Linked DNA regions of Homo sapiens: all the other regions are linked to region 1. The links are chromatin loops, found by intact Hi-C in ENCODE. Cell type or tissue: ascending aorta. All regions are shown on one strand.

The links. Peaks named below come from ENCODE experiments on the same cell type or tissue, not always from the same donor. Only the 100,000 strongest peaks of a DNase experiment are listed, where the experiment ranks them.
Region 2: a loop joins it to region 1, with 3 times the contacts of the local background. A loop is called at or near these places in 10 of 110 quality-filtered maps.
Region 3: it touches region 1 in a loop (9-fold over the local background); 61 of 110 quality-filtered maps call a loop at or near these places.

Annotation. Positions count from the first base shown.
Region 1 is chr20:53,575,858-53,583,857 of GRCh38, forward strand. It overlaps ZNF217 (zinc finger protein 217), which reads right to left. Exons shown (of 6, transcript NM_006526.3): 2 at 5,604-7,311; 3 at 2,477-2,593; 4 at 1-1,423. The coding sequence starts at 6,969. Among named protein-coding and RNA genes, the nearest start is that of ZNF217, 14 kb to the right of the region's middle. RefSeq lists enhancers at 5,983-6,774, 6,172-6,301, 6,332-6,401. In ascending aorta, CTCF peaks have their summits at 3,067 (motif pointing right) and 5,012; DNase peaks (open chromatin) are centred at 3,094, 5,724 and 7,294; H3K4me3 peaks cover 1,339 bases; H3K27ac peaks cover 4,224 bases.
Region 2 is chr20:53,768,911-53,776,910 of GRCh38, forward strand. No RefSeq gene overlaps it. Among named protein-coding and RNA genes, the nearest start is that of BCAS1-AS1, 140 kb to the right of the region's middle. RefSeq lists an enhancer at 5,178-6,377. In ascending aorta, no CTCF peak of the experiment used is centred here; no DNase peak of the experiment used is centred here; H3K27ac peaks cover 2,625 bases.
Region 3 is chr20:53,866,782-53,874,781 of GRCh38, forward strand. It overlaps the pseudogene SUMO1P1. Among named protein-coding and RNA genes, the nearest start is that of BCAS1-AS1, 45 kb to the right of the region's middle. In ascending aorta, a CTCF peak has its summit at 3,208 (motif pointing left); a DNase peak (open chromatin) is centred at 3,170; H3K4me3 peaks cover 1,013 bases; H3K27ac peaks cover 836 bases.

The DNA.
Region 1 (8,000 bases):
TTGGGAGGCAGCGCCTGCGACGGATACACACAGTCCTGCGGTAACAGTGATGTGATGCCTCTGACCATATGGTACTTGGGAAGGTCATAGCCTCTTCTGTAATTGGCCCCGGGCTGGTCAACGTCAAGGGCAACCACGCTGGACTTCAGTCTTTTTGGAAGGGGCTCACCAAATTCTGCTGCAGTATTGCTGGCACTCCGATTACAGAAATAGTCTCTTCCCGGAGGTGCCCACGGGCTGTCGTTCTTGGCGGGGTAGTCGATGGAACCATTGATGTTACTGCTGCCGAGGGTGGGCTGAGAAGGAGCTACTGGAAGAGGTTTCAATTTTGTCTCGGGTCTTTTTGTCTTATCCGGTGCAGGGGAAACACTGGTTTTAGGAAACATCTCAGATTGCTGTTGCCTGGTGGCGGCCCCTTGGACCCCCACATTCTGCTGTGGTCTGTGGGACTTCAGGTTACTTGGGGCTAAAGTGCTAGAGTCTATCCCTGAAGTCAGAGGGGCCTTGCCTGGCCCAGGAGGGCTCTGCTTCCCCTTCGCAGATGGCAGGGATTTGGACTGCGCCGGGAAAGCAGACTTGGGCTTGGGTTTACAGAAACTAGAGAGGGGAGGCACATCTTTTCCCAGCAACGCTGGCGGGCATCCGGTACGTCGACTTCTAAGCAAGGACTTGTTTCGACAGTTTTTATGAACGTCAGGATTGTATTTATGCTCCAGTCTCTGGTGCATCATTAAAACTTCTGGATAAAATGTCTTGAAGGTACAAAATGGACAGGTGATACTTGGAATCAAACTTTTACTCAAAGAAATTGCCGGGCAATTGTGAAGAGCCCCCACGGATAAATTTAAAGGTTTTTCGTGACAATCCACACTTGGCCTGTATCTGCAGTCAGCTGCGGTCTCCGTTTGCTTCTCTTTGGGGCTAACTTCAAGGTTATGGGTGGTACTGCCATCCGGAGGAGGAGTAACATCCGCCTTGGTTCTACAGATGAGGTTATTTGCCTGAGTTTCAACTGCTGATCTCTTTTTTAACAGGTCCAGGTAAGCAGGGGTAGGGTTTTTATTCACTTTATCAGCACTGTCATCAGCTGCATTTTTATGGAAATCCTGAGTATCTTTGTGTGCTGGTGAGAGGACAGCGCTGCCCAGAACATTCTGAAAAACAGAAGGCATCTCCTTAAGCTGCTTTGCAGGTGGACTGCCTGTAACATCTTTGGCACCATCAAAAAATCTTTTCAAATTTTTGGTTTGCGCACTGTCAGCGGTTAATAGTGCATCTTCAGTGTCCTGATTTTTACCATCGTTCTTGACTTCAGCAGCAACATCGGTTTGTTTTTCCTTGTGATGTCTCTCCAAGTGATACCTCAGAGATGTCTTCTGGGCTGCAGCATATTCACAAAATTCACATTTGTATGGTTTTTCACCTAAGGCAAGAAATGGCACTTTATTATAGAAGTGTATGAAAAGCACTGAAATAGATCAAATATCTATTTATTAAGAAAACAGGCTTCTTTCCTCCTTTTGCTTTCTCGATCTACTATCACATAGGATTTCTCATCAGTTCTTTATCATCCTTACTGTAATGAATATTTGAAATTATGAATGCCTATCTTCAATAGAAAAATTAACAGCAACACTTCTAACTTATTTAATCTTCCTAACAGCCCTAGGGAAATATGTATTATTCTACTTTTACAGCAAAGAAAACTAAAAGCACAAAAAGGTTAAATAACTTGCCCAAGGGTGCACAGATAGTAAGTGGAAGAGATGAAATTTCAAATCTACGCAGCCTCCTACATCATGATGTCATAGCTCCTTTCACAATCTCAAGACTACTAAATAGATTCTCATTTCATTCTCAATCATAAAGACATAAGATGCAGCATTTTAAAATACTGTAGCTTTTAATAAGATAAGAGTCAGGACATAGCAGTCATAAACTAAACAAATGAACTTTGTCCGGGCGCGGTGGCTCACGCCTGTAATCCCAGCACTATGGGAGGCCAACACTATGGGAGGCCAAGGTGAGCGGATCACTTGAGGTCAGGAGTTCGAAACCAGCCTGGCCAGCATGGTGAAACCCCATCTCTACTAAAAATACAGAAATTAGCCGGGTGTGGTGGCAGGTACCTGTAATCCCAACTACTGGGGAGGCTGAGGCAGGAGTATTGCTTGAACCAGGGAGGTGGAGGCTGCAGTGAGCCGAAATTGCACCACTGCACTCCAGCCGAGGTGACAGAGCAAGACTCCGTCTCAAAAAACAAAAAAGAAAGAAAAGAAATGAACTGCAAATAAGAACAATGGCTCAAGTTACAATGGCACTAAAAGAATAAAAATAACCACTGCAATCAACATGCTACATATTTATCCTTAAGCTAGTCCAAGGATCTGGCAGAGTATCTGAACAACAACAACAAAAAAATTAGATAACTACATAATTTAACTAATGCATGGTTAAAAAAATAAAAGTTCTTTACCTGTATGCGTTCTGAGATGAATATTGAGGTAATAATTTGAACGGAAAAACTTTCCACAATAACTACACTCTCTTGAAGATGTAAGATGTTTTATTTTTCCTCCATCATCATTTTTATCTTAAAGGAAAAACAAAAATATTTATATAAGAAGGTAGCTGAAGTACCTGAATAAGGCATGCTGACTTAAATATTCTTGACATAAACATTTTTGGAAAGCATGAAAAAATTCTTTTATATAACATCGGGTTAGAACAAAACGGCTAGACACACACCAAATGCTGTTGGAGGTTGTTTGAAGTTTTAGAGTGTTATAACATGATTTTGTTTTGTTTTTTTCTGGGTACAGCAGAGTACACTATTAAACATTCAGTTCTTCGTTTGCCTTAATCACAAGAAAGATCATTTCATAGACTGAATTGCCCGGGCAGCTTCCGGTTCTCAGTGTCTCTGAGCAGGCAGGATCTGGCAAACTGAAGGTGGACATACATACTGGCGGGAAAAATTATCTTCTTCAGAATAATTTAGAAAAATGAGCCAATTACAAACCGTCAACTTCCCAACCACCAGGGGAAAAATAAGCCGTTTAAGGTTAGGATTAAACAACTGACCACTAGAGGGCAGCAAGCACAACTTAATCTTCAACAGAAAAGAAAGTCTGGCATTGGGCAAGCACCTAGGAAAGTCTGTCAAAATTTAGCAAAGTTTTGGAAAGCAGGCTGTATTGTCCACAAACACTCATGTGGGCGAAAGAGATCTGACAAATGAAAACCTGTCCCCAAATGACAGTGTTTGGCTTTAGTTTCTGCAGGACAATAGGACAATGTGTCTCACGTGCATCAGGAGAAGTTAGAGTCCACTGGAAGGAGGACAGAACTTCAAACACACACCAGCCCTCCAAAAGACAATCAGAGGTGCTGCCGTTAAAATACCACCCCCAAAACACATGAATGTTTAAGTTTTAAATAAATGTCCCCTCACTGTAGATCATATCACTATCCACCTGTAAGACAGACACCCTTGATGATCTATATAGTGTCTAAAGAAAGAAAAAAAAATTTACTTGATCTTCTTAAGTCTTAAAAAAGCCAGGATGATAGTACAATATGATAAATCTAGACTACTAAGATAATATAAGTTTAGGAAAATCAATTCCCCAAATACAGAATGGCCAGCTTTTTTTTCTTACAATCATACCCAAACTAGCTGGGTTTATAACTGGGCGTTGTTGCAATTTCCGACTCCCAACTATGTGTCAGGATTTATGGTATGTTGCGTCATATCCAAAAAGCTATGAAATGCCTTTTCTTTAGAACAAAGGACATGACATTTCCACATCTACCTGGTTCCTGCTCTTTCAAGCATCACCTCTGACTTTACAGTTATATTTTTTAAAGGACTGTGATCTTTTTACAAATAGGCTGTTGAAATTGTCCTTGGGAGGTGGAAGACAGGGGTCAATGAACCATTTTGCAAACAGGGAAATAGTAGCAAAGAAAGGTTAAGCAACTCATAATTGGTCACAAAACAACGCAGTGGTAGAACCAGAACTCAACGCCAAGCTGGGGTGCTCCCACCCACAGCCAGGCATTCTGTCCTGCCTGATGATCTAGCCCATGTTTTCCACACCACCTACCGGTAACTGGCCTTTTCATTTCTTTCAGGGAACTGGGGCATCTCACAGGGCCCCTGCAACAGTACCGGCACTAGCAGAAACCACTTAGCTAACTGGAGTCTGTGTTTAAAGCCTCTTTTTATGATGCCATTAAGACATTAGATTTGTAGTATGCTAAGTGCTGGGTTTCCTGTGTCCCAGGAAACTCAAAAACATTCTAAAGATTTGATATACAGACTACAGTTCTCACGTCAATCACATGATCAGAAAAGGAACTGGCACTGGCTGAAGAGCAGGTGAAGGAAGAGTCCAATCAATCGTGTGGGCAAATTCATCGTGGGTCTCATACACCCAGTTTTCCGAAGAATTCAAGCACACAATCAAGTGACACTGAGAGGAGGAGGCACTTGTTTTAACCGAGGACCACTTTGACAGATGCTTCCCTAAGACCGATTCATGTTCCCATCATTCGCTTGTCAATTACGGCCTGCCCATCAGGGTCTTTTCAACTGTTTTAAGCAGCAAGATCCTCTATTCAAACAAAATACTAAACTCTGATAGGAGAAGCTCTGGCTACAGTGAGGATGGGCGCAACTCCAAACACAGGTGGAATCCTTTGCCCTAGATAACGCCCACCAGGGCTCAGGAATATTATGTGAGCATGCCTTCAGTGATCACCTTCTCTTTCTATAAATGCCACTAGTACACTGAAAATTCTGCTGAGCAAATGAGCCTTCTTAAAAATGTCTTCAGTGTGCTCACATTCCTTGTATTTTATGACAAATCATTTGGGTTCCTGAGGTACCTATAAATGGATACTAGCTTGCCAGACAGAAAGGACAAGGTTTTGGACAGCACCAAACGGCTGCCCAAATAATATTCCTGGCTCTAGTTGATCATCACTCCCAGTACCTTTTATGGCCACTAGAAATTCACTACAGAAAAAGATCAGGAACGCCAGAAAAACTTAAGTGAAGGCTAGGGTCTCTCAATGCTCAAACTATTGACATTTGGGACCAGATAATTCTTTGATGATGGGGCTGTCCTGTGCACTGTACCATGCTGAGCAGTGTCCCTGGCCTCTGCCCACTGGATGCCAGCAGGCACACCCACACACACAGTATGACAACCAAAATGCCTCCAGACATTGCCAGATACTGATTGGGAACAAAATCGCCCCAGTTAAGAAGCAGTGCATTTGGGCTGGATGCACAAGTTATTTTTTTTTTAAAGTGTGTTTTGTGAGCAAAACGATACACGTTTAAAAAATATATATATATTTTCAGAACAAGGAGACCTCTTAACTCAACCCTGTTATTACAGAAATGAGAAAATTAAGGCCCTGAGAGGTTAAATGACTTACACAGAGTGATACCAAAAAGAGCCTGGACTTGACTCTGGCTCTCCAAACCCCATTCCTGGCCAGCGTTGTCTGGAGATGGGAATAGAGAGGGGGAGACGGGGAGACAGACAGACACAGGCGGAACAGCACGGGACGGAGACAGGGCAGCTTACCCAGATGGATTCCTTCGGGAAGCCCATCCTCAGATCCGTCTTCAGAACCACCTTCCCCTCGATCCACGGCTCCATTTTCATCCAGAGGGGCGGCGAGGTCAGGAGAACACGTCCCCGGCTGCCTCCCGTCCACAGACATGGTGGGCGACTCCGCGCCGGCCCTCCGGTCCTTCTTGTGGACCCTGGAGTGCAAGACCAGCTGGTGGTAGGTTCTGAAAGCTTTGCCGCACTCGGAGCAGTGAGTGGGCTTCTCCTTGCTACTGGGTAACTTGGGATCCGCGTCCACGGAGGGCGCTTCGCCGTGGGAGTGTTTGCACTTCTCTTTCTCTTGCGAGAGGCCTGCACAACTGCCCTTATTTGTTTCTCCAAGCTCCTTCTCGGAACTCGAATCGTCGTTGTCGGTGCTCCCTTCTTGCCCCGATTCCTTCACTTCTTGGCAAATGGCAACTTTTCCTTTGGTAGCCAGCTGCCAAGCCTGGAAGGTGGTGAACGGATCGAGCTGAGGGATGCATCTGACAGGCTTCTTCCCCGTTTCAGGGTGAGATTTTGGTCTCAAGTTGAACAACTGCAGGAAGTCCTCCCTCGAGGACGGCATTCCTCCTTGTGGAGAGTCTGTCTGCGCGCTGCTGGTACCGAAAGCAGTTTTTTTGGTGTGCACCTTGCGGTGCTCAATTAGACTTTCTTTATTTGGAAATAGGAAGCCACAAACCATGCAGATTTTGTAAGGAGAGGAGATGCTCTCGGCCGCGTGCACCTGGACGACCTCGTTGATCGTTGCTGGACTACTCTCCAAGCCTTGCTGCAGTTTGCTTCTGGCCCCCGATTTGCCATTATGTGTCCGCATGTGATTTTTAAGAAACCAAGGCTCCTTGAATCTTCTTCCGCACATGTTACACCCGTAAGTGAAAGAATCTTTGTGTGTTCTCATGTGGATCTCAACATCAAAAGCGACTCTAAATGTCTGCCCACATACCTCACAGCTAAATTCATTTTCCTTGCAATTCTTTTCCTTGGGAGGTTCTGTTCGCACTTGACTTTTATCAAGCGGACTGAGATACTCTGCTTCAACCCGAAGAACTGCTGGTTCACAGAGGGTAGGCCGGTGTTGCATTAAGACATGTTTATTAAGGTCTTCTGAATGTGTGAAGGTCTGGCTGCAGAACATGCAATCCAAGGGCATATACCCCTCGATTTGGATGACATTTTTTTCTTGTGTAGCTCGGAATGGAACAACAGCGGTCCCTTTCATTGACAAGGCATCCTCCATCTCCATCGGACTGCCAAGAGAGCTGCCAATCACTTCTGGCCCATCCATGTACATTAAGAGGGATTGAGTTGGCATGTTTCCTGTCACTTTCGATTGCATATAATCTCAAAGTTCCGTTGGGCAATTTCTGGAGTTGGAATAAGGCCACTTGTAAGACTTGTCACTCACCCCTCTAACAGCCCTGGGTTCCAAAAACCAGAGCAAATATTTATTATAAAAGTTCAAAAGAAAGTGTATAGTCCTCTAACTTCTTCGAACTTTTAGGAAGCTCAGTGATGGTGTCACTGGTTCTTTCCACAAACAAGGCATACAGGGTTCCCAATGCCTCGATTCAAATATGAATCAGCACAAAGCATTAGTTCTCTTTGTCTCCATTGAATGAGTGTTTCAATTGAGCAAGAAGTCAATCCCAGCAACCTGGAGACAAGGGATTTCCAAACCCTAGAGGAAAAAAAACAGAAACGGTTAGCTACACTCAGAGCGAAGAGAAGGCTGGTGTGGGTGAGTCATACGGTCTTTTCCACGCAGCAGAGAAGGTACCTAATTCAATTGCTTCACTTTTAACTAATATATAGGGCATCCTGTTAAACGTGCTTGTTAATTAAATCATTGGCATTTTATCCAGTCAGTACACTTATTAAATCAGAATTTCATCCAGTTAAAATCCAGTTTAAATCAGTGCTTTACCGACTTAAATCTAAAATGTCAAGTTTTAGGTCAGAAATTGTTAAATTCAGCTGAATACATTTTAAATGCCACTAAAATGCACATGTGGATGCCATCAACAGCCTCCCTAAATCTAAAGACTATAAGAACTGTGAAAATTAAGATGAAAAAATTAAAACACTTTAGTAAACTATTTTAAATCCAGTGTATACAAAACAATTTAAAATTTGTTTCATATACAAACAAATCTGCATCCAAGAAATCTAAGTGCCCAAACACCCCCTTAGAGATTTTGCACATACAGAGGTCAACAAAATGAGCACAGAAATACAGAAACTTTTCCTAAAATCCCCATTCAAGAAATACTTAACACCTCAGAATGGTCACTCATCTTGGCCAGGGGAACCCTGATATATTTTGGTTCACTGGATATTCGAAACCTCAATCCACTGTTCAAATCCCAG
Region 2 (8,000 bases), 190 kb after region 1:
CGGAGCCTCTTTTCATTATACAGCTGCTGTTATTATTACATTAATATTATTTTTAGGCTCTGTAAAAAACATAATAATGCCTTACTATGTCTTTTAATCCCACAGGTTTAGTGGTGTTTATGCCTCAATTTGAAAGTGGAATTTCAAAGTCCACTGAAAGTCTTTCTCTGAAGAGTGAATTGTCTTTATCCCTTAGCGTCTCTCCTGAAAGCTCTTATTTGGTGAGTAAATTTACAAGACGGGTGCTAGATAAGGGATTCATGTGGAGTTTGTCCTTAAAACACTTCTTTAATCTCTGCAGTTGCTGTGGAATTTGTGTCATTTTTGCTTGGGTGATCAGATTACATTTCATAAACAATATCCCCTATGTTTAAAAATCTTTAAACAGCCACTTGGAAGTAGCTTGACGTGGACTACAGTTAATGCCTTGTTTAATGTGGCTCCTCCGTGGTAGACAGGGCTGACAATCAACTGCATATGCCCGCATCAGACTCCTAAGTAGATTTCTATATTTTACAGAATTTTTTTCTTATTTGAACTAGTTTTTTGGTTTTCTAATATCTCATATAGGATAATTTTGGTACAACGATGGTTCTTGTAAGCTTCCAAAAATTGGAATCATTTTTATTGCTCTTTTGCCCTTGTTAAATCTTGGTTTTCTTCATCCAGAACTTTCTTTTGAGACAGGGTCTCACTCTGCTGCCCACGCTAGAGTGCAGTGCTGCAGTCTCGGCTCACTGCAGCCTCAACCTCCCAGTCTCAAGCCATCCTCCCACCTCAACCTCCTGAGTAGTTGGGACTACAGATGTGTGCCACCAAACCAGGATTCTAGAGAGATACACACACACACACACACACACACACACACACACACACATATATACATATATATACACACACACATATATATACACACATATATATATACACACACACATATATACACACACACATATATATATATATACACACACACACACACATATTCTTTTGAGACAGAGTCTTTCTCTGTTGCTCAGGCTGAAGTGCAGTGGTGCAATCTCGGCTTGCTGCAACTTCCATCCCCCAGGTTCAAGCAATTCTCCTGCCTCAGCCTCCCAAGTAGCCGGGATTACAGGCGTGCACCACCATGCCCGGCTAATTTTTCTGTTTTTAATAGAGACAAGGTTTCACCATGTTGGCCAGTCTGGTCTCAAACTCCTGACCTCAAGTGATCCACCCGCCTGGGCCTCTCAAAGTGATGGGATTACAGGTGTGAGCCATCGTGTCCGGCTGTATTTTTTAAAATAGAGATGAGGTTTCACCATGTTGGTCAGGCTGGTCTCAAACTCTTCGGCTCAAGTGGTCTGCCCGCCTTGGCCTCCCAAAGTGCTGGGTTTACAGGTTTGAGCCACTGTGCCCAGCCAGAACTTTCAAACATCAAAATTGCCAGCTCACTCTGACCCTTCCCCACCTTAATCACCCTGGGAATGACTGGGGAGAACTGGATATTTTATTTTCTTAACATGGTAAAACCCCATCTCTACTAAAAATACAAAAATTAGCTGGGCATGGTAGCGCACGTGCATCTGCCTCTGTTCACTGCAACTTGGTCTGGCCTCAGGGTTTTTTGCCCTTGCTTTTCCCTGGGCCTCTACAGTTCTGCCCCCAGAGCTTTGCCTGGCTCTTTTTTTTTTTTTTTTTTTTTTTTTTTTGAGACAGAATCTTGCTCTGTTGCCAGGCTGGAGTGCAGTGGCGGGATCTCAGCTCACTGCAACCTCTGTCTCCTGGGTTCAAGTGATTCTCATGCCTCAACCTCCCGAGTAGCTGGGACTACAGGTTCGCACCACCACACCCATCTAATTTTTGTATTTTTAGTAGAGATGGGGTTTCACCATGTTGGCCAGGATGGTGTTAATCTCCTGACCTCGTGATCTACCTGCCTCGACCTCCCAAAGTGTTGGGATTACAGGTATGAGCCACCGCGCCTGGCCTGCCTGGCTCTTTTCTAACTGTTCCTGTTCAGCAAAAATGTCACTTCCTCCAGGAGCCTTCCCTGATGTCCCCTGCCCTGCTTCAGTGGCTTCGCAGCACTGAGCAGTATCTGGAATTGTCTTTTCTATTTAATTCTAGCATTGTTTTTCCCCTCCCCTTCTAGAACAGGGTAGAATAGGAGCTGTCACTCTCAACACTATTGACAGTTGGGACCAGGTAACTTTTTGTTCCAGGGGCCGTTCTGTGCCTGACAGGGTCTGTATGTAGTGTGTCCCCGGCCTTCACTCACTGGATGCCACCAGCAGCTTCTCCTTGCCCCCCGCCAGCTGGACAATAAAAAATGTCTCCAGATATTACCAAATGTCTTCTGGGGCAAGGGGGCAAAATTGCACTGATCTAGAATTTAAGGTCTTTTTTTTTTAAGAGACGGAGTCTCGCTCTGTTGCCCAGGCTGGAGTGCAGTGGCACAATCTCGGCTCACTGCAACCTCTGCCTCCTGGGTTGAAGTGATTCTTCTGCCTCAGCCTCCTGAGTAACTGGGATTACAGGCACGCACCACCACGTCTGGGTAATTTTTGGAATTTTTAATAGAGACAGGATTTCACCATGTTGGCCAGGCTGGTCTCGAACTCCTGACCTCAGGTGATCCACCCGCCTCAGCCTCCCAAAGTGCTGGAATTACAGGTGTGAGCTACTGTGCTCGGCAATATCTGTCTAATTTTAGCTCCTGTTTTCTTAACCACTCTGCCATAGCACTTCTGTTAAAGCTATTCGGCAACAAATAAATCTTTTTTAGCATTAAAAATACAAAAAATCATGCTAAAAGATGCCCAGGGCTTCTGTTATTATGACCTATGCTTCCTTCTTGTGTCTTTAAAAACATTCAATTGTTACTGTTTATATTTTCTCTATTTTAAAATTTTAAACCATCCCCGCACAGCTTGCCTGGAAACTGTTGACACTGAAACATATAGGTTAAATTCATACAAGCTGGCCTATTATAGTCTTCCTGCAAAGTGCACAGTGAATTGCAAATGTTTGCATTTCCCATTAACAAGAAAATTAGTGTCTCTAGAAACAGTAGTCTTCTCTGGACCAGCATTAAATGCCTGTTTTGTTCTTTTCAAGTTGCTCGAGTTCATAATGGGGCTTTGGTCCTCATATCTTTTTTTTTTTTTTTTTTTGATACGGAGTCCTGCTCTGTTGCCCAGGCTGGAGTGTGCAATGGCGTGATCTCAGCACACTGCAGCCTCCGCCTCCAGGCTTCAAGTGATTCTCCTGCCTTAGCCTCCCGAGTAGCTGGGACTGCAGGCGACTGCCACCACGCCCGGCTAATTTTTTTGTATTTTTAGTAGAGACGGGGTTTTGCCATGTTGGCCAGGCTGGTCTCTAACTCCTGACCTCAGGTGATCTGCCCGCCTCAGCCTCCCAAAGTCCTGGGATGACAGGCGTGAGCCTCAGCGCTCAGCCTGGTCCTGGTATCTTTCACTTACTCTTCACAATTGTGTGTGACTTCTTTTCTGGTTGCAGGATTGGTTACAACCTCCTCCATTAAGCCTGAATTAATCTTTACTCTCTGATTCCTGGACCATATCCTTGAATGCTTGCATCCTAACATCCAGTAAGACACCTCCGTACTGCCTTTTTCATCCTGGCAAATCACAAACTGATACTTCCAGCACTTTGGGAACAAACTTCTGCTACAGGACACAAATGCATGGCTGCTAGGAAGCTCTTGGTGCCTGAAAACATATGCCAGGACTCAGAGCACAGGTGTGTGTGTGCGTGTGCATGTGTTGGATTGTTATAAATTTATTAATTTATTTTGGGGAGTTTTTGGAAAAGGTAGCAAAACAGCCTCACAGGGAATCACTACTGTTCAGGGAAGTATTAAATAGAAAATGATTGGGCTGGGCGCGGTGGCTCACGCCTGTTATCCCAGCACTCTGGGAGGCCACGGCGGGTGCGAGATCAGGAGTTTGAGACCAGCCTGGCTAACATGGTAAAACCCCTTCTCTACCCAAACTACAAAAATTAGCCAGGCATGGTGTCACACGCCTGTAATCCCAGCTACCCGGGAGGCTGAGGCATGAGAATCACTTGAACTTGGGAGGCGGAGGCTGCAGTGAGCTGAGATTGTACCACTGCCCTTCAGACTGGGTGACAGAGTGAGACTCTGTCTGAAAAAACAACCAAACAAACAAACAAACAAAAAAACGAAAAAAAAAAGAGAATGAGTGAATCTTTATGTATTTTAAAAGGTGTTGGCCAGGTGCAGTGGCTCATGCCTATAATCCCAGCACTTTGGGAGGCCAAGGCGAGCGGATCATGAGGTCAAGAGATCGCGACCATCCTGGCCAACATGGTGAAACCCCATCTCTACTAAAAATACAAAAACTAACTGGACCTGGTGGCGTGCACCTGTTGTCTCAGCTACTCAGGAGGCTGAGGCAGGAGAATTGCTTGAACCTGGGAGGTAGAGGTTGCAGTGAGCCGAGATCACACCATTGTACTCCAGCCTGGCAATAGTGGGAGACTCCGTCTCAAAAAAAAAAAAAAAAAAAGGGAAAGGTGTCAGTCTTGCTGGCTCTGATTCGGATTTCCATTTAGCCTCACAGTTCTTCAGTGAGATCCAAAGTCGGGAGGCATGCTGGTGTAGGGCAGAGGTCAGCCCACAGGTCAATCCAGGTTGCTGCCTAGTTTTGTAACTTAAAGATCATGTTTGAGCTGCATATTTGAGTAGGATTTTGCTATGCAGATGGGGAAGCAAGAACATTCTAAGATGGCCTAGCAAACTCCAGTCTGGGGGCCAAACCTGTCACACTGCCTGTTTTTATAAATAAGATTTTTAATTTGAACACAGCTACACTCATTTATATATTGTCTCTGATTGCTTTTACTCTACAATGGCAGAGACTGGATGGGCTCCAATGACTAAAATATTTACTGTCTGATCCTTTACAGAAAAAAAAAAAAATCCACCCGTGGTGTAAGGCTTAAACATTTAGGCTATGAATCAACAGCCTGTGTTCAAATTCCAGCTCCACCAACTGACTTCTGTGTAACCTTGGTTACACACTTATAAAATGGAAATATGAATTCCTCTGGGTTGATGTGAGAAGTAAATTCAGTAATCCTAGTAAGTGCTTACTCAGTGACAGTTATTATGATTCATCCAAATTAAAGAAGATTTTCAGAGGCTTCCCATAGTCTTAATGCCCTAGATTATAATCATACTAGATGTTCTCTGTCCTTATAAAAATTAAACATCTAAAATATTTGAGGAATTTGGGCAGCCACCTTTCCTGTTCCAGGAATGAAAGGTTCATAAAATACTGGCAGTACATTTTCAGTTATTTGATGTTGATTAATAGAGTCATGGAAACCTAGAAGGTCTCCAGGGGTGTGCCCTGGGACCCTGTCTTTGATCTATCCTGGATATCATTTTGATTCAGGACTAAAGAATTAAGGTTTTCAGATGCAATTTCTAGGAGACAAAATATTGGTATTACAGGATCAAGATTCACAATGGTCTCCATAGCTTCAAATGAAGGATTGGAAGAAATAAGAGAGCATTTACCAGGGATTGATGTGGATTCTGGCATCAATTATTCACTTCTGGGAATGGGGAGACTTGGCCAGACAGCAGTTCCTGGGAAGTAGTTCTGGGGCTTCTCGTTGGCCACAAGTTCAATTTGAGCCAGATGCATACAGCTGCCGACAAGCAAAGAATCTTAGGCTGCATTAATGGAGTCAGGATATGCCTTGTGGGCTCCAAGGACAATAAAGAAAGAAAACAATTTGAATGAGCTAGGCAACCCATGTTTGCAGAATGGAGGTTCGTTATGGAAACAAAGTACAATTTTTAATGAGGATCCTGCCAAAGTTTCATAGGTTGAGGGGGCGGTAGGGGAAGAGGCGAGTTGATGAGTGATCTGGGAACTATGTCATAATGAGGAATGGCTGAAGGATTTAGGGAGTTTCCCAGGAAAAGAGATGACCACAAGGGAAGAAAGCTTTGGGAAACCACTGAAGGTCTTCCGTGTGGAAGAAGGTGCCTTATTATCTCTATTGCTTTTTGGCAAAACTTGGAGAAAATAAATGTGAGGTACTTATCTTTTGCGATATCAGCTCGGCTCAGTGTTTCTTGTATCCCTGCCCTGAGTCCACTGTCTCAGCTAAGGGGAGTCCCTGGAAGCCATATTTGTTCTTCATAACCCTGTTGATAGCTGATCCAACAAGAGATGAATGCCTGCTGGAAACCAAAACAATCGAGTTCTCTACCCCAGGGAACATGGAAGTTGCCTTGAGGACTGTCAGTCGGCCTCTTTGAATAGTTGGATCTGTAAGGTATAAATCTGAGCACAAAGGTAGACATTTTCCACCATGACAATGCACCGACAGAGAAAGTCAATCTACAGTGAAAAGAATGAGGCCAAGATGCAGAGAAGCAGGAATGGAAAAGCAGAAGGCCAGGCCGGGCATGGTGGCTCACACCTGTAATCCCAGCACTTTGGGAGGTTGAGGCGGGCAGATCACCTGAGGTCAGGAGTTTGAGACCAGCCTGGCCAACAGGTTGAAACACCGTCTCTATTAAAAATACAAAAATTAGCCGGATGTGGTGGCGCATGCCTGTAATTCCAGCTACTTGGGAGGCTGAGGCAGGAGAATCGCTTGAATCCGGGAGGCGGAGGTTGCAGTGAGCTGAGATTGCACATTGCACTCCAGCCTGGGTGACAGAGCAAGACTCCATCTCAAAGGAAAAAAAAAAAAAGAAGAAAAACAGAAGGTCTTGCTGGTTGGATTATTTTATTTTGTTCATTTACTTATTTTGTTGTAGATATAGGAACTTTCTATGTTGCTAACGCTGATCTTGAATCCCTGGCCTCCTGCCTCAGCCTCCCAAAACACTGGGATTACAGGCATTCAGCCACCATGCCCAGCCTGGTCAGGTTCTTTTTAGCTTCCCATCTCCTGGTTTCAGTCCTTCCTAAGGCCTAATCACCTTCCTGGACTTGGGCTTCATGAGATATCTTTTTGTTCTTGTTATAAATTCTCCCTTTTTACTTCTGCTAGTTCAACTAGGTTTCTTCATGTACAACCAAAAGTGTCGTAGCTATATCAGAGCACAGTAGAGAGTAGCTCAGTAGATGGAAGACACGGTGAATCTGTTCAGCCGCTTGAGAGAGTTACTTCAAGAAGTTAAGGCTATGGCCGGGCGAGGTGGCTCACGCCTGTAATCCCAGCACTTTGGGAGGCCGAGGCAGGCAAATCACAAGGTCAGGAGTTCGAGATCAGCCTGGCCTATATAGTGAAACCCTGTCTCTACTAAAAATACAAAAATTAGCCAGAAGTGGTGGCAGGCTGAGGCAGGAGAATTGCTTGAACCCGGGAGGCAGAGGTTGCAATGAGCCGAGATGGAGCCACCACTGCACTCCAGCCTGGGTGACAGAGCGAGACTCTGTCTCAGAAAAAAAAACAAAAAACAAAAGAGAAGTAAGGCTATTTCCTGGGAGCACACAGGTGGAAGTGAAATAACCCTAGATAACTGGGAGGCATAATGAAAGCTTGGGCTTGAACTTCAGAAAAACTTGGGATTAATTTTAAGCACCACCACCACTTTCTAGCTGGGACCTTGGACAGTGGTCTTAACTTTTACTGAGCCTTTTTCTTGTGCAAGATGGGGAGAATACGGCATACCTCATAGAATGGTTGAGGATGAAATAAGCTACTCTATTAGTTTCCTATTGCTACTGTAAGAGATTGCCACAAACTTAGTGGCTTAAAACAAATTCAGAGGCCGCCACGGTGGCTCATGCCTGTAATTTCCACACTCTGGGAGGCTGAGGTGGCCAGATTGCTTGAGCCCAGGAGTTCAAGACCAGCCTGGGCAACATGGAAATACCCCGTCTCTAGTTTTTGTATTTTTTTTAATACAAAAAGTTAGCCAGGTGTGCTGGTGCACACCTGTGGTCCCATCTACTTGGGAGCCTGAGGTGGGAGGATCTCTTGAGCCTGGGAAGCAG
Region 3 (8,000 bases), 290 kb after region 1:
CCATAGCTAACCTATTAAAGAGAACATTGAAATTGGTGGGTGAAAAGGGTTAAAAATACAGCTTAGCAGTGAATATATTCGGGTTTAGCACCCTTACTGGAGGCTGTGATTTCACTGGCCTTGGAATACCAGAGGGAATTGCAAAACATGTAGATAGAATGAAGAGATAGAGTGCAGATAGAGTGGGGACAGAACAGAGTGGTAAAGAGAACCAGGCTAAGGGTGGCTACTTCCCTCTGAAGGGTGGGTCATTCTTGCTAAAGTGGGTTTCTTGGTGAATTACAGTGGCAGCTCAGAGCTGGGTAAGAGGAGAAAATGCCATCCAATAAGGCTGGAGGCAGTTTGAAAGATGAATAATATAACATGCAGTGATTTCAAACTTCACGCTTTCTTATTGAAAGTTTTTCTTCCAGTTTGGAAGGCAAGTTTCAATCGATTCTCTTGTCTAATCCCTGCTTCCTGCCAGGCTGAGCTGTTGCTGTTTTCAAGAAGAAACCTGGGCCTTGATTTGAATGCTTCAAACACTCAGTGCTCAATTAGCCCTCTTTTGAATCCTCTCTGACGGTTGGTTAAATATGGGTCGAAAGTGCTTTTTTAAAGTGGAACTGATCTTGGGTTGAGGTAACTTAATCTTCCGGGTGTTAAGACGCTGAAAAATAATGTTTTAACGGAACAATTACTAGAAGACATGGAAATTGCATTAGGCTCGTCTGTCCAGTTCTATTTTATAGACATGAACATTTCAAAGTACAAAAGGCTATTCTATAAAAAGGACACTTGGCTATTCTTTATAAAGGTTCCCCTTGTACTTTTATAGAATGTTTACAAGGTTAATAAGTATGCTTTTTTTTTTATCACTGTATATTTTAAATGGCCCAACGACTGCTCCCACGTTGATTTGAGAATCATTGAAACTGCCTGAATGGAGCAGGGGTATCCTTTGTTTCCCATTGATTTGGAAACAAAAGACTCAGGGGGGAAAGAAAAGTTTAGTTTGCTTCTGAATGCCATATGCAGATGAACGTTCTGCTGATAAAATACACCAAGGATCTGAAAACTTTTTCAAGTCTTAGAACAGGAAGGTTACTCTTGCAGTCACACTGCATGTTTGAACCTGCCTTCCATTTTTCATTTCTCCCATTGTGCCCTGGGCTACCATGGGATTACTTATGTCACACACCCAAGTCTTCGGAAAAAAATAAACAGCAGTCAATAGAAGAGAACCACCATCAAACGAGGCAAAAGTTGTCTGCTGTTTCTTACTTAGGAAATACCCCATGGACATCATCAGTAAATAAGGTCCCCCACTTTCCCCCTCATCATTTTTCCCAATTTCTCTATATCCAAGATTCCCATCCTTGGCGCTAATATTTACGACTAGAACATTCTTTATTGTTGGTGGCTGTCCCGGGCAGTGTAGGGTGCTCACCAGTATCTGGTGACAGTAGCTGTTCCCTCTACAGTCATGAAAATAAAAAATGTGAAAATTGAGAGCTGGGCACAGTGGGTTCACCTGTAGCCCCAGCTACTCAGATGGCTGAGGCAGGAGGTTCCTTTAAGCCCAGGAGTTCTAGTCAAGCCTGGGTAATGTAGGAAGACATTGCCTCTAAAATACATATATACACATATATATTTTATATACAATATATTATATATTTTATATACAATATATTATATATTTTATATACAATATATTATATATTTTATATACAATATATTATATATTTTATATACAATATATTATATATTTTATATACAATATATTATATATTTTATATACAATATATTATATATTTTATATACAATATATTATATATTTTATATACAATATATTATATATTTTATATACAATATATTATATATTTTATATACAATATATTATATATTTTATATACAATATACTACATATGATATATTATATATAATTTATTATTTATATATAATATATATTATAGAATATATATTATGTAATATATATAATCATAATATATAATATATATAATAATATATTATATATATTATATATCATATATAACGCATATAATATATATTATATAATGCATATAATATATATTATATAAAACATAATATATATAATACATACAACATATAATATATTGTATATATAATACATACAATATATAATGTATTATATATAATATATTTTATATAATATATTATATATTATATATTTTATATAATATATTATATATAATATATTTTATATATAATATATATTTTATATATAAAACTAAAATAAATGTTATATATAATGTATAAATTTATATACAAATATAATTATACATAAATATAAATATCTAGAATATAGCATATATGGTATAGATCATATATATCATACTATATTATAATATATATTATAATATATAGTATTATAGTATGATATATACTATATTTTATATTATATACTATATACTATATGATATGCATCATATATTATATGATATATAGTACATACTATATATGTATCATATATTATATGATATATAATATATATAATATATAACATGTAGGATATACACTATATAATTTTATATATAATATAGTATACATATTATATATAAGTATGCAGCCTAAGCAATATGGCAAAACTCCGTCTCTACAAAAAAATTAGCTGGGGGTGGTGGTATGTGCCTGTGGTCTCAGTTACTCAGGAGTCTGAGGCGGGAGGATCAGCTGAACCTGGGGAGGTCGAGGCTGCAGTGAGCCACGACTGCACTTCAGCCTGGGCAACTGAGTGAGAACTTGTCTCAAAAAAAAAAAAAAAAAAAAAAAGTAAAGTGTCAACGTTGCCAATGTTTCCAAGAAGGGGAGGTGGGGGGTTGGCTTCTGGTTGGGAAATACTACTTGAGAACCATCTGCCCACAGACTCCTGCTTGAGAAAAGAAGAGGTTAGTTAAATGCTCAGCCAGTTATAATGAAAACAACTGGTTACAAAATCGTACTTTTAGTCAGAATTCATAGAGTAGAACTTAAAATAGACAAAAGGAAAGGGAAATAATGCATCAAGGGACCCAGAGATCACAGAATAGCCAGCCCTTCATTTTCAGGTGAGGGCCTCTGTGGGAAGGTGCGTTCCAAGCCACACAGTTGGAAGTTGAGCGAACTGAACCAAGGCTGGGCTTTTGTGTTTGCTGTTTAAACAGTGTGTGGTTTTACTCACCTACCATAGTGCTCCTCCTACTGGTGGGCACCTTAGAGTAGGCTGAAAACAACGTGTCTCACTGTCCTTTTTTGTTTGTCTCTGAGTATTTTTCCTTATGATCTTGAAGTAACATTTACTTAATTTGCAATGAATGAAAACAGGCATGTACAGCAATCGTTTAAAAAGTATATTTTATGAGGTTTTGTAAGGATAATAGATTAAAAATTATTGTAGTGACTGTAAATAAATATGGCTATAAAAAGTTAAATTCTTTTTGGCATATAAGATACATCTTTGCTCCTTTAGTAGGTGTAGTTTACATCAACTATTTTGTTATATATCTAAAAAAGAGAAGCCATGCCCAGAACCAAGTATTCCAAGTCCTATAATCATAAAGGTAATACTAGTAATGAGTGTTTCATGTTTACTTTTTAAAAAATAAGTTTTGAATTATGAGCTGTCCTGAGCAATAGCACAGGTGGACAGAATAGCATCACAAACAGTCCTGAGCTCAGCACTCTGCTTGACTGGTTTTGAGCTCTCCTGTTTCAGGGTCTTTTCAGGTCCTTCTGGCCAGGAACCGTCTTTCCTTTGCAGGGCTCACACCTTCCTTCCTTCATGCAAGCCTCTGCTGAGATGTTATCTCTTCGGACAGGTCTCCTGACTGCTCTATTTGTAGTGAATGCAACTCCTAAATGTATTCTGTATCATAAACAAAAAGCACCCTCCATCTCCCCTGGTCACTCTTCATAGCACTTATTATATATTTGTTTGACTTATTTATTGTCTAGCTTATCCAACTAGAATCCAGGCTGTGACTCGCTGAGGGCTTTGTTTTGTCTACCAATACCCAGAAGGATGCCTGTTATACTGCAGGCACTGAGTAAATATCTATTGAATAAAAGTATTATTGCCTGGGCAAACTTTGTAGGCAAGAGCAGGCTAGTAACAGTTTGGTGTAGGTTGATGAATTCTTACACTCTGGTAAATGACCTTTGTCTTTTTAAGTATAATAATATTATGTTTAATGTTTAAATGGCTTAACACGACAAATTATATTTCCAAGAGTTAATCATTTATCCATCTTAAATAACAGGTCTTGTTTTCAGTAGAGAAAAGTTTAAGAAGAAATATAAAAAATGGCCTTTCAGCCTACTGATCAGAGAAGCCCTAGTGACACTTAAACAAGCAAACAAACAAATAAAAACACGAGTTTAGGCTGCGGCTGCTCATGCCTGTAATCCCAGCACTTTGGGAGGCTGAGGCAGGCAGATCACCAGCCTGGCCAACATGGTGAAACTCCGTCTCTACTAAAAATACAAAAATTTGCCAGACGTGGTGGCACATGCCTGTAATCCCAGCTATTCCGGAGGCTGAGGCAGGAGAATTGATTGAACCTGGGAGGCGGAGGTTGCAGTGAGCCAAGACTGGGTCACCGCACTCCAGCCTGGGTGATTGAGCGAGACTCTGTCTCAAAAAAAAAAAAAAAGTTTAGAGTTAGAAACTTAAAATTTTATGGAAAGGTACAGAATAAAAAGTGGCAGATGTTCCCCTGTGTACTTTCTTGTTCCTTTCATAAAAATAAAACTCCTGTAACTAATTTCTCATGGATTGTTCCAGAAAAAATTTTCTATGCCTATAGGCATAACTTTATCAACAAAATACACATTCTCTTAAATTGCTTTAAAGATACACACACATGCACGTGCACTTCCCAGAAGTTTCTGTAACAACCCTTGCACAATTTATACTTAGATATTTATTTGCACAACCATATTGTGAATATCACCTCCACCTGTCTGCCTGTCCCCTGTTCCCTCCCTAGTGCCTGGCACGCAGCAGGTAATGACCTATTCATTGAGTGAATAACTAAACTAGTACATCCTCGTTTAACAGAAGGCACTATGCTTTTATTAATGCACCCTGACAAACAGAATTCTTATACCACTAGTTAAGTTCTTCAAGATTCATACTCAATGAATATTGATGGTTTTTTTAAAAATTGATTTTGTTCTAGGTGCTTTCACATGAATGGGATCCTCAGGCTAATCTCCTGAAGTGGTTATTTTAATTCCTGTTCTTCAGATGAGAAAATGGAGACTCACAGAGTTAAAGCCAAATTATATAATAAGAGCTTAATTCTAGGAAAAGGTTCTAGGCCTTTGTGCCCTACTTATATTTCTAAGTCTCTTCCTTTCTGCTAGTTTCAAAAGTAAGAATGCTATGAATGTTTAAGCTTAGCTCTGAATACCAAATATTTCTGTACAGTCTGTCATGCTACAAAGGTTCATTTCAAATCTAATTAGCCCAGCAGATAAAACAAGGAGCTGGAGACTCTAAATAAACCACTAACAAACAAAAAACACCTCTAACACAAAAGAAATCTCTTGATGGTGTAAAAACTAAGCAATGTGGCTTCTAAGAACGTGGCTTCTGAACAGCTCAGAATCAAAACACAGGAAGTAAGCTGTTAATGGCACAATGAAATGAATAAAAACTATTTTGGGGGTGAACCAGAATTTGCTCTGCTATTTACTGGTTCGTGTTCAAAGTGGGGAGAGGGGCCTTGGGGTCAAGAGTTTCCCCAGTGGCCCTATTTCCAAGAAGAAATAGCCAATACACAACTCTGTAAAAAAATTAAAAAACATGGAATTGCACACTTAAAATGGATGAATATTATGATATGTAAATCATGTCTCAATCAAGCTGTTAGAAAGAAAGAAAGAAGAAAGAAAAAGCAAGCAAGCAAGCGAGCCAAATTTAATGCGGTTTTACTTTGCCAGCTGTCAGCTGGTACAGATTTTGGTCGTGTGTGGTGTGTGTGTGTGTGTGTGTGTGTGTGTGTTTAAAAAATGTGGTCTGTGATCCAGAGCATACCAGGATGTGGGAGACTCACAGGTTACTGTTTAATATTATATAGAAAACGTGTGCAGAGCCAAGGAGGGGAAAACAGTTCTGTAATTAAAAGACAGGACTAGGGCTTCCTGAGATGTAAAAATAGATGAAAAAGGTGAATCTTTTGTTCTGTGGGTGTTGCCACAACGTCACCTACTAGGGTGAAACTGCAGTGTGTACCACTCGCCTCCCACTTATAGCTGGTCCGTTGATTCCGTTGACTCGGAATAGCAGCCTTGTTCCATCTGCTGGAGTCAGAGGTTTATGGAGGCAGAAAGTGTGTGGAATTATTTCCAAAAAAAATAATCACAGGAACGGGGAGAGGGAGGGAGGAAGAGAGAGAGAAAAAGAGAGAGAGAGAGAGAGAGACAGAGAGAAAGGAGAAATGAATTTTCAGAATAGAATGAGGTTGGCTGTGTTTGCATTAAAACATTTAAATGAACACTGCAAAAGCTATAAACTGATGCTTCCTTAAGAAGAGCTGTTGGGATTGGACCAGAAAAAAGAACCTCAAAAGGGAAGGGATGGGCAGGAGGGAACTTGCTACTGAGAGGAGTAGGGTTTGCAGGTTTGCAGTTATACCTGTTGCTGTGGTTTGATGCCCCTGTGACTGCGAGGCAAGAAAAAGTAGGTGGAACGTGAGGCTCTCTGCCAGCCAAGGGGCCAGGGGAGACCCCACACACACTCTGCATCAGTGCCTCACCACAGGAAGGAGGATAAGGACAAACAAGCACCCCCTCCATGCCAAACAACAAAACAAAACCTTCTTATTCAATGTAAAAGGAAAAAAAACCCAAAAAAACAGGTAAGGTATTTCCCACTCTCCCACTTTTTTTTTTTTTTAAGAGCGAGAGTTTCACTCTTGCCCAGGTTAGAGTGCATTGGTGCAATCCTAGCTCATTGCAGCCTCAACTTCCTGGGCTCAACCAATTCTCCCACTTTAGCCTCCCAAGTAACTGGAACTACAGGAATGGACCAGGGTGGCCGGCTAATTTTTAAAATTTTTTTGTAGAGACAGTTTCATTAAGTTGCCCAGGCTGGTCTCACACTCCTGGCCTCAAAGGCTCCTCCCACAGCGCTGGGATTACTGGCATGAGCCACAGTGCCCAGCCAACTGAGGTAATTTTTTTTTTTTTTTTGAGACAGGGTCTCGCTCTGTCACCTAGGCTGGAGTGCAGTGGTGCAATCTCAGTTCATTGCAATCTCTGCCTCCTCAGTTCAAGCGATTCTCCTGTCTCAGCCTCCCAAGTAACTGGGATTACAGGCACACACCACCATGCCCGGCTAATTTTTGTATTTTTATAAGAGATGGGGTTTCACCATGTTGACCAGGATGGTCTCGATCTCCTCACCTCGTGATCCACCCGCCTCAGCCTCCCAAAGTGCTGGGATCACAGGCGTGAGCCACCACACCCGGCCTCAACTGAGGTAATTTTTTGAGAAATTCTGGGCAAATGCCCTCACTTACCACTGATCATAGGTTTAAAAACGCCAATAAAACTTGTTTATTGCTTAAGACTAGGGCAGTAGTTACCCTGCTGGGGAAGTGATAGAAGGGGGTGCAGAGGTGTCCCTTTGTGAAAACCCATCAAGCTGGATATTCCTGATTTTTCCACTACTGTGTATCTAGGAAATATTTGACTTTTTTTCTTTTACAATTTTTACAAATATTGTTTATTTTAATGAAGCTGGTGTAGACAATGTCCATTTAAAACCCGATATCCCAGGCCAAAAAGTACAAATAAAAAAGAGCAGTATTCTGTTGTATTCATTTCTGCATGTATACCTTTATTGATAATGAAAATCAGAACTTTTCTGGGATCTTCTGACAAGATTAAGAAAAAAAAAATCTTCAAATGTCTTTTCTTCAGGGAAGCCATCTTTGGAGTTAGTCGTTACTCTCAACCTTATCTGTCACCTTGACTTAACCTGATGCTCCTTT